Regions from separate parts of the Homo sapiens genome. Here region 1 is linked to region 2. A link is a contact called in ENCODE Hi-C or POLR2A ChIA-PET data. All regions are on one chromosome and are shown on one strand. Each heading gives the region's core, a stretch centred on a gene start or an enhancer-like site at or near the end of the contact. The rest is flanking DNA. Distances are from core to core; before and after follow the strand shown.

Region 1 (4,033 bases), core at 1,534-4,033, 34 kb before region 2:
TGGGGACTTGGGTAGACACACTTGTTTCTGCATGAGTTTTGTTTTTAACATCAGCAGTCTCTAGACAACATTGCTTTCATGTAGTCCTTACATGACATCTTAGCAGTCTTACTTCAGATATGGTTATAGGACATCTTGGTATCTTGATAATATTAAGCAACTCTTTAGGCTTTGGGTTGCTTTAGTGAAATAAGCAGATAATGGAAGAGACTCCAAATCATGCAGGCCTAAACATGAGTATCTCTCCATCTATTTGTTCAAAATTAACTCTGGCTAATGACTATGATATGACTCAATAAGATATATAACCACTTTAGGAAAGAGGCTTAGTCATTTTGCCAGACACATTAATTTTAATCCACTGATGTGGTGACTTTTGCATTGGGCTTCATTTCTTTTATCTAAAAAAAAAAATGATGCTTGACAGTTTAGTGGCCTTCTTAGTAAGTCAGTGACATTAGATACCTACTATATTTATAATACTCTCTTTAGGTATACTTTGCTTAGTATAGTAGATTTTCTTGGAAAGTCCTTTGTAGATTGAACATGTGTGTGTGTATATATACATATCTCTGAGGACAAAGGAAATTTCCAGAGATCTGTGTTCTTGTTTTCTGGACAGAAAGATAATGTATAGTGAATGTATAGTGATCAACTAAGATAATGCCTAGTGAAGCCCTTTGTAAACCTGTGGACTACATAGATAGACAGTATTAAAGAACATATATATATAGTACATATATATGTAGATTAATTTCAAATGTATCAAAAACAGTGAAATAGGCCAGACATTGTGGCTCACGCCTGTAATCCTAGCACTTTGAGAGGCCAAGGCAGGAAGATTGCTTAAGGCCAGGAGTTCGAGACCAGCCTAGGCAACATAGTAAGACCAGTCTTTACAAAAAAAAGTTAGTCGAATGTGGTGGTGAGCATCCGTAGACCCAGCTATTCAGGAGGCTGAGGCAGGAGGATCGCTTGAGCCCATGAGTTCAAGACCGCAGGAAGCTGATTCTTACCACCGCACTCTAGCCTGAGTGATAGAGCAAGACTCTGTCTCTAAAAACAAAACCAACAAAAAACAGTGAAGTAAATTATTTTATAAAACATTGCTACAGATATCTGCTGAATAAAATCAAATTTTCAAAATAGGGTTTTGTTTTGGTTTTGGTAGAGCACATCTATAGTAGATATTAATACCAGAATAAATTATAAGATATATATGCCATTTTCTGATAACTCAAAATTAAATATCTAAATTTTAATCATCAGAGAAATGCTAATAGTGTTGAGACGAAATATTTTTTCATTGCTAGAATGTATTCTTCCAGATCCATTGCCTTAAATAAGTTACTGTGGCATTACATTAGCTTTTGAAAGGTGGGGATTATAACGTCGTAGTAGTCCATGGGTGCCATGACTCTAGTTAAGAGCACCCTTTCTGTAGAACTTACTCTTTGTATTGAACTTGAGGTTTAAAAAAAAAAAAAAGAAACCTATGTCTTAGCTCAGATATCATCTGGCATTATAGCCTTGAACGTCCCTTAATTTCTTGGTGTCTATTTCTTCATCTGTAAAATAGAGATAATTCCTCATGTGTTACCTACTCTGTTGAGGGTCAGCTAAGATAATGTGTAGTGAAGCCCTTTGTAAACTGGTGGACTACATGAGCTGTCCAGGCGCAGTGGCTCATGCCTGTAATCCCAGCACTTTGGGAGGCTGAGACAGGTGGATCATTTGAGGTCAGGAGTTCAAAACCAGCATGGCCAACATAGTGAAACCCGATCTCTACTAAAAATACAAAAATTAGCTCGACGTGGTGGTGTGCACCTGTAATCCCAGCGACTCGGGAAGCTGAGGCAGGAGAATTGCTTGAACCCAGGAGGCGGAGTTTGCAGTGAGCTGAGATTGTACCACTGCACTCCATCCTGGGTGGATGGAGTGAGACTCTGTCTCAAAAAAAGAATTGCCTTTGGATAGTCCACAGAACCTTTTCAGCTTGTAAGATAGGAAAACTGAAGAACGTATAATAACTGCTATATAGAGGAAGTTTCCATAGGAAGTGAGTTCAGAGCTCCCACTTTGGAATGCCTGAACCCAACTTCCCTCATTTGCAGTACTGGGAAAAGAAACCTGCTTCCCCATCTCTCATTCACTGAAATTTAGAAGCTTCCTACATCCTAAGACAAATACTCTTGTCTGGGGATTAGGGATTCCTGTTGTAGAAAGAAGTAGGAAGTGGAGACAGGAATTGCCAAGATCAGTAGGCCACCACCAGGTCACACTTGTCTTCAGCCTCCAGGGACTGGCCCACCTGCTTCCTTTCCCTGCCACCACCTGTTGCTTGTGGCTGAAGTTCCCCTTTTCTCCTAACTCATGGTGCAACAAAGTGGTGCTTCACAGTTTCTTTCCTACCTTTCTGTCCCAGAAACAAGAATGCAGATCTTTGGAGATTTCCTGTGTCCTTGGGGATCTCACAATGGCCAGAAGCCCTGGCCCTCCCTCTACTCCTTACCCTGTTAATCTTGGATGGTAGGATTATAGGTGATTTCTTTTTTATTTTGCTTTATTGTTTCCTGTACTTTATAGATTTTCTACAATAAGCATATGTTACTTTGATAATCAGGAAAAAATAAAAAATGTGTATACAATTATTTTTAACTTAGCAGTATAACTGTCAAAAATTCCTTAATTCCATTGCTTTGGTACTAATTTGCTGCTAACCACTAGGGTTAAATGAGACTACCTTTGTATCTAAGCTTGTCTATGTATAATATATTTTTAACCTTGTTCTTTTTATGACTTAAGATTTAATTGAATATCTGAAATATGCTGTGGGTTTTGGAGTAAAAGTGTGCAAGTGCCTCCTAACTCTCACAGTTGTCCTGGGAAACCCACCTGGCACTTGGCTCAGTGCCATGCTCCCCATCTAAACTTACCATGGTTGAATGCCAGTGTGACTAAAGTTGACCAAGGTAGATGGTAACGATTGTCTTAAGCTTCATTGAAAGGAGATCGGAAGTTTCTTTTTCACCAAAAATATTTCTTTTGACATAGAAGTTTAAAACATTTCTTTAAGGAACATCTGCTTTTATTAGATGTACATTTAAGAAATCCTTCTCAGTATAGAGATAAAAAGATGAATAAGACATTGTACCTGCCCTCAGATGGCTCATAGTCCAAGAACACTGTTCAATTGTGAAGTTTGTGCACAAGGTGGGCACAGGTCAAGTAGCAAATGAAGGTTAACATCCAGCCCACATGCTGCCCACCAAGGAGTCCACCCTGGTTTGGGACTGAATCTGCCCTGAGTAAGGTTACCAGATTTAGCAGATAGGAATATAGGATACTTAGTTAAATTTAAATTTCAGAAAAACATCACATAATTTTTTAGCATCAGCATATCCCATATTTTGGTCAGACTTATACTCAGGTATTTCTCTAGCAACCCTAACGCTGAACAAGAGGAAGAGGGTGCCTTTTAGCTCATACGAGGTGCTGGGGCTTGGGGAAGGAAGCAAGGGTGGCTGCACTCACCCAGATGATTGCTTTTTTCTAATTTGTTCACCTAGGGTGTGTGTGCGTGTGTGTGTGTGTGTGTGTGTGTGTGTGTGTTTTCTGATCCATGCAGAAGCTAACTGGTGTCCCTGTCACAATCCAGGGTGGGAGAAAGATGTGAAAACATGATGCATAGAGTTAGGTTTTATATGTTACGTGGTTCCAGTGGAACATAAAGGAAAGTGTGGTCCATTTTACCTGAGAAGATGTGCAAATCATTCACAAATAGTAGTTTCGGATCCTGGTCTTGAAAGATGAGTAAAAGGGAGATTTAGTCAGGGCCATTGTGCCATGCTAAGGAATTCAAGCGCTGCAGCAATGGAGAGAGAAGGTGAAGGATTTATGTATGCTAAAATTAGCATATTATTATTATTATTATTATTATTATTATTATTATTATTATTAGAGATAGGATCTTGCTGTGTTGCCCAGGGTGGAGTGCAGTGACGCAGTCTCAATCACTGCAGCCTTTACCTCC
Region 2 (2,630 bases), core at 131-2,630:
GGCCGAGCGCGCGTCCGGCCTGTTCTCGCGCGCATCCGCGAACTCCCTGGACACTAACACGCCGAAGTCAGCGTCCTCGCTGCAGCCGCCCCACTTCCAGCCTTCGCCAGGCGGCCCCTTATGATGCGAGTCACAGCCGCAAATGGTGGAGGTGCCCTCGGCGCAGGAGCGGGTGACGGCGAAGGCCACGCCGGCCGAGGCGATGGCGTGAACGAAGGCCGACTCGCGGGTGGCTGCGGGGAGGTCGTGGGGAGGCAGCACTCAGGACCCGGCCTGGGAGCGCCTGCCCTGCCTCCACCTCCCAGGCCAGGACGTGAGGGGAACGAGGCCAGGAAGAGTTGAAGAGCTCACCAGCCCTGAGGCAAGAGGGAGGCAGCTTCCCCACCCTCTTTGGCTGGTTTAGACCCAGTTGGGTATTCCCACTTCACCGATGAGCAAACTGAGGCCCTGGGCTGCTGATTAGCTCAGGACCTCAAATGCCACAGGGCAAAGCAGTGCCTGTTAGAAACAGGCGCCGACACCAAACCTCTGGCAGGTTGCTGCAGAGATAAGGCAGCCACTTCTGTCCTGGTCCCACACCCCCTGCCCTCCACCTTCCCAAAGTCCAGAGACCACCCTGCACAGGCCTGAGCCCTCCCACGCCTGAGTGAGATCCAGGTCTGTAAGGAGGGAGGCCTGGGAATCTACAGCCTAAACCTGCCCAGGCCCACCCCTTCCGCACGTGGATGCATAGGGACGGCCCCTCTCCTTTTCTCGGTCTCAGTCGCCCTTTTTGTAAAATGGACACGGCTTCCCTCCGCTCCTAGAGCCCCTCACCAGGAGGGCAGTGGCCCGTGCCTCAGTCTCCCCATCCCCATTCTCCTGCCCTCACGCCCAGGCACGGCCAACTCCCTCCCAGAAGGGTAGGGACACCGGGCAGTTCCCCTGGTTCTGTCCCAGGGTCCAGCGCAGGGAAAGGAGAGACTCTCAAGGGTGTGCTCCAGCCTCCTCACAACGGTCATCGTCTCTGCATGTGCTTCATTCACATGGAAAGTTTTACTCATTTTATAGATGTGGACATTGACGATTAGGGAGGCCAAGGCCTGCAAGACCTGCAGCCCAACCATCTCTCTCCTCATGGCAGGACCCGGGAGCCGGAGGTGACTCGCCACCTGACACAGGCTGTGAAACGCCGGGCCGGCCTAGTCGGCAAAATTGGTCATAAATGTGACCAAATTTATTTAGAAGCCAGGCGCCCGCCTCCCCTCCTGGGCTGTGGGCCGAGTGCTGCAAGAAGGAAGCCCGGGACCCCTCTTGGCTCCCGCGGCCGCTCTCCGCGGCCCCCACGCCCTCCTGCGCCACCTACAGAGGGGCCCGTCCCACTTCCAACGACGGGAGGGCGAAGAGTGCAGAGCTGGTCCCGCCCGCGCCCCGCGCCTGCGCTGCCAGGGCCGACCGAGGACGGCGGCAAGGGGGCCCGACGTCCCGCGTCCAGTTGTGCTCCCGGCCTCGGGGTCCCAGCCGCGCCGCTCACTCGCCCCAATCCTAGACGCCCCAGCCCTGGGGGCGCCTCGGGGAAGAGGGGCCGAGGGCGGGTTCACAGGGCGGGCGCCCCTCGTTTCCGGCCGGCCTGCGGCCTCTCGCGGCGGCAGCGGCGCCCGGGCCCCGGGCCGCGCTGGGTTCCCAGCCCCGGGAACGCGGGGGCGGCGGGGGCGGGGCGGGGATTAGCCTGGGAGCGGCGCTGACAGCCCCGCTGTGCCTTCCCCGTCCGGCGGGGCCCGCTGGGCCGCTCAATCCGCCTTTGTTCGCGCGGTGTCACACCGCATTACCCGCATAATGCGGCCGCCGGGCCCGGGCCGCCGGGCCGGCCGCCACCGCGTAGCAACGGGCGGCTCCCGCGGCCGGGCCGCGCCCCCGGCCCCGGCGCCGGGCCGCGAAATCCCCATTGAAGCGGCGCCCCCCGCCCCCGCGCCGCGCCGCGCCGCGCCGCGCCGAATGGCCAGAGGGCGTGTGAATGGCGCGGCGGCCGCGCGGTGGGGGGGCGGTGCTCGGGCGCTTTTCAGGCCGCCCAGGCCCCTCCGGCGCCCGCCCCCGCCCCTGCCCCCGCCCCCGCCTGGGGAAGCGCCTCGGGCCCGCCGCGCCGCCGCCGCGCCTCGCCCCTTCCGGCCGCCGACCCCGCCGCCCCCAGACTCGCGGAAGACGCGCGCCCCGGGCTGCCCGACCCGCTGCGCCCCGGGTCTCAAAGCGCGGGGCAGAGATTAACCCTTGGCCGCCCACGCGGCGGTGGTGTGGGGACTCGCCGGGGGCGGGGTGCAAACGTGGGGCCGGAGCTGGGCGCGAACCTGGGTTCAAGGTCCGGGCTCTGGGCACCGACCGGGGCGCGTATGCGCTCGCGGCGTCTTCCGGGATGCTCTCCTCGCCGCCGCCAGCAAATTCCCAAACTCTCGGGCACACATCGCCCCTCCCCCCGCAACCCAAACCTGTCCTCGGGCCATCTAGGGACCGGGGCGTGTGCCAGAACCTACGGTGGTGACTTAAAACGTTCAACGCGGAGTGAATGGGTAGCGCTCCCAGAGCCGCTTTCCCCTGGCTCTTGGCCGGAGACGGGAAGAGCGATCAGAGGTGACTCGCTTTTGGGGAGCGCGTCTAGA

What was found. Hi-C counts contacts between places; a loop is a spot of excess contacts on that map. ChIA-PET counts read pairs that join two places held with the same protein, here RNA polymerase II (POLR2A). Pooled maps may share reads with other maps.
Region 1: a loop to region 2 is called in a map of heart left ventricle, with 3 times the contacts of the local background. The contact joins two enhancer-like sites. A Hi-C loop is called at or near these places in 10 of 168 maps with a recorded cell type or tissue (Caco-2, Calu3, GM12878 and 7 more), 3 of 37 single-sample maps with no recorded cell type and 4 of 50 pooled maps. POLR2A ChIA-PET finds 5 or more read pairs at or near these places in 7 of 52 experiments (A673, AG04449, AG04450 and 4 more).

The regions. Positions count from the first base shown.
Region 1 is chr17:46,733,993-46,738,025 of GRCh38, forward strand. All of the region lies in intron 17 of NSF (N-ethylmaleimide sensitive factor, vesicle fusing ATPase), which reads left to right. It also overlaps a transcript of LRRC37A2 not described here. Among named protein-coding and RNA genes, the nearest start is that of WNT3, 83 kb to the right of the region's middle. Within about 2 kb of position 2,784, at least 2 of the 41 ENCODE cell types and tissues checked have a DNase peak (open chromatin) inside an H3K27ac peak, as active enhancers do.
Region 2 is chr17:46,769,816-46,772,445 of GRCh38, forward strand. WNT3 (Wnt family member 3) reads right to left here. Exons shown (of 5, transcript NM_030753.5): 3 at 1-233. It also overlaps a transcript of LRRC37A2 not described here. Among named protein-coding and RNA genes, the nearest start is that of WNT3, 48 kb to the right of the region's middle. RefSeq lists an enhancer at 2,188-2,630. Within about 2 kb of position 1,381, at least 15 of the 41 ENCODE cell types and tissues checked have a DNase peak (open chromatin) inside an H3K27ac peak, as active enhancers do.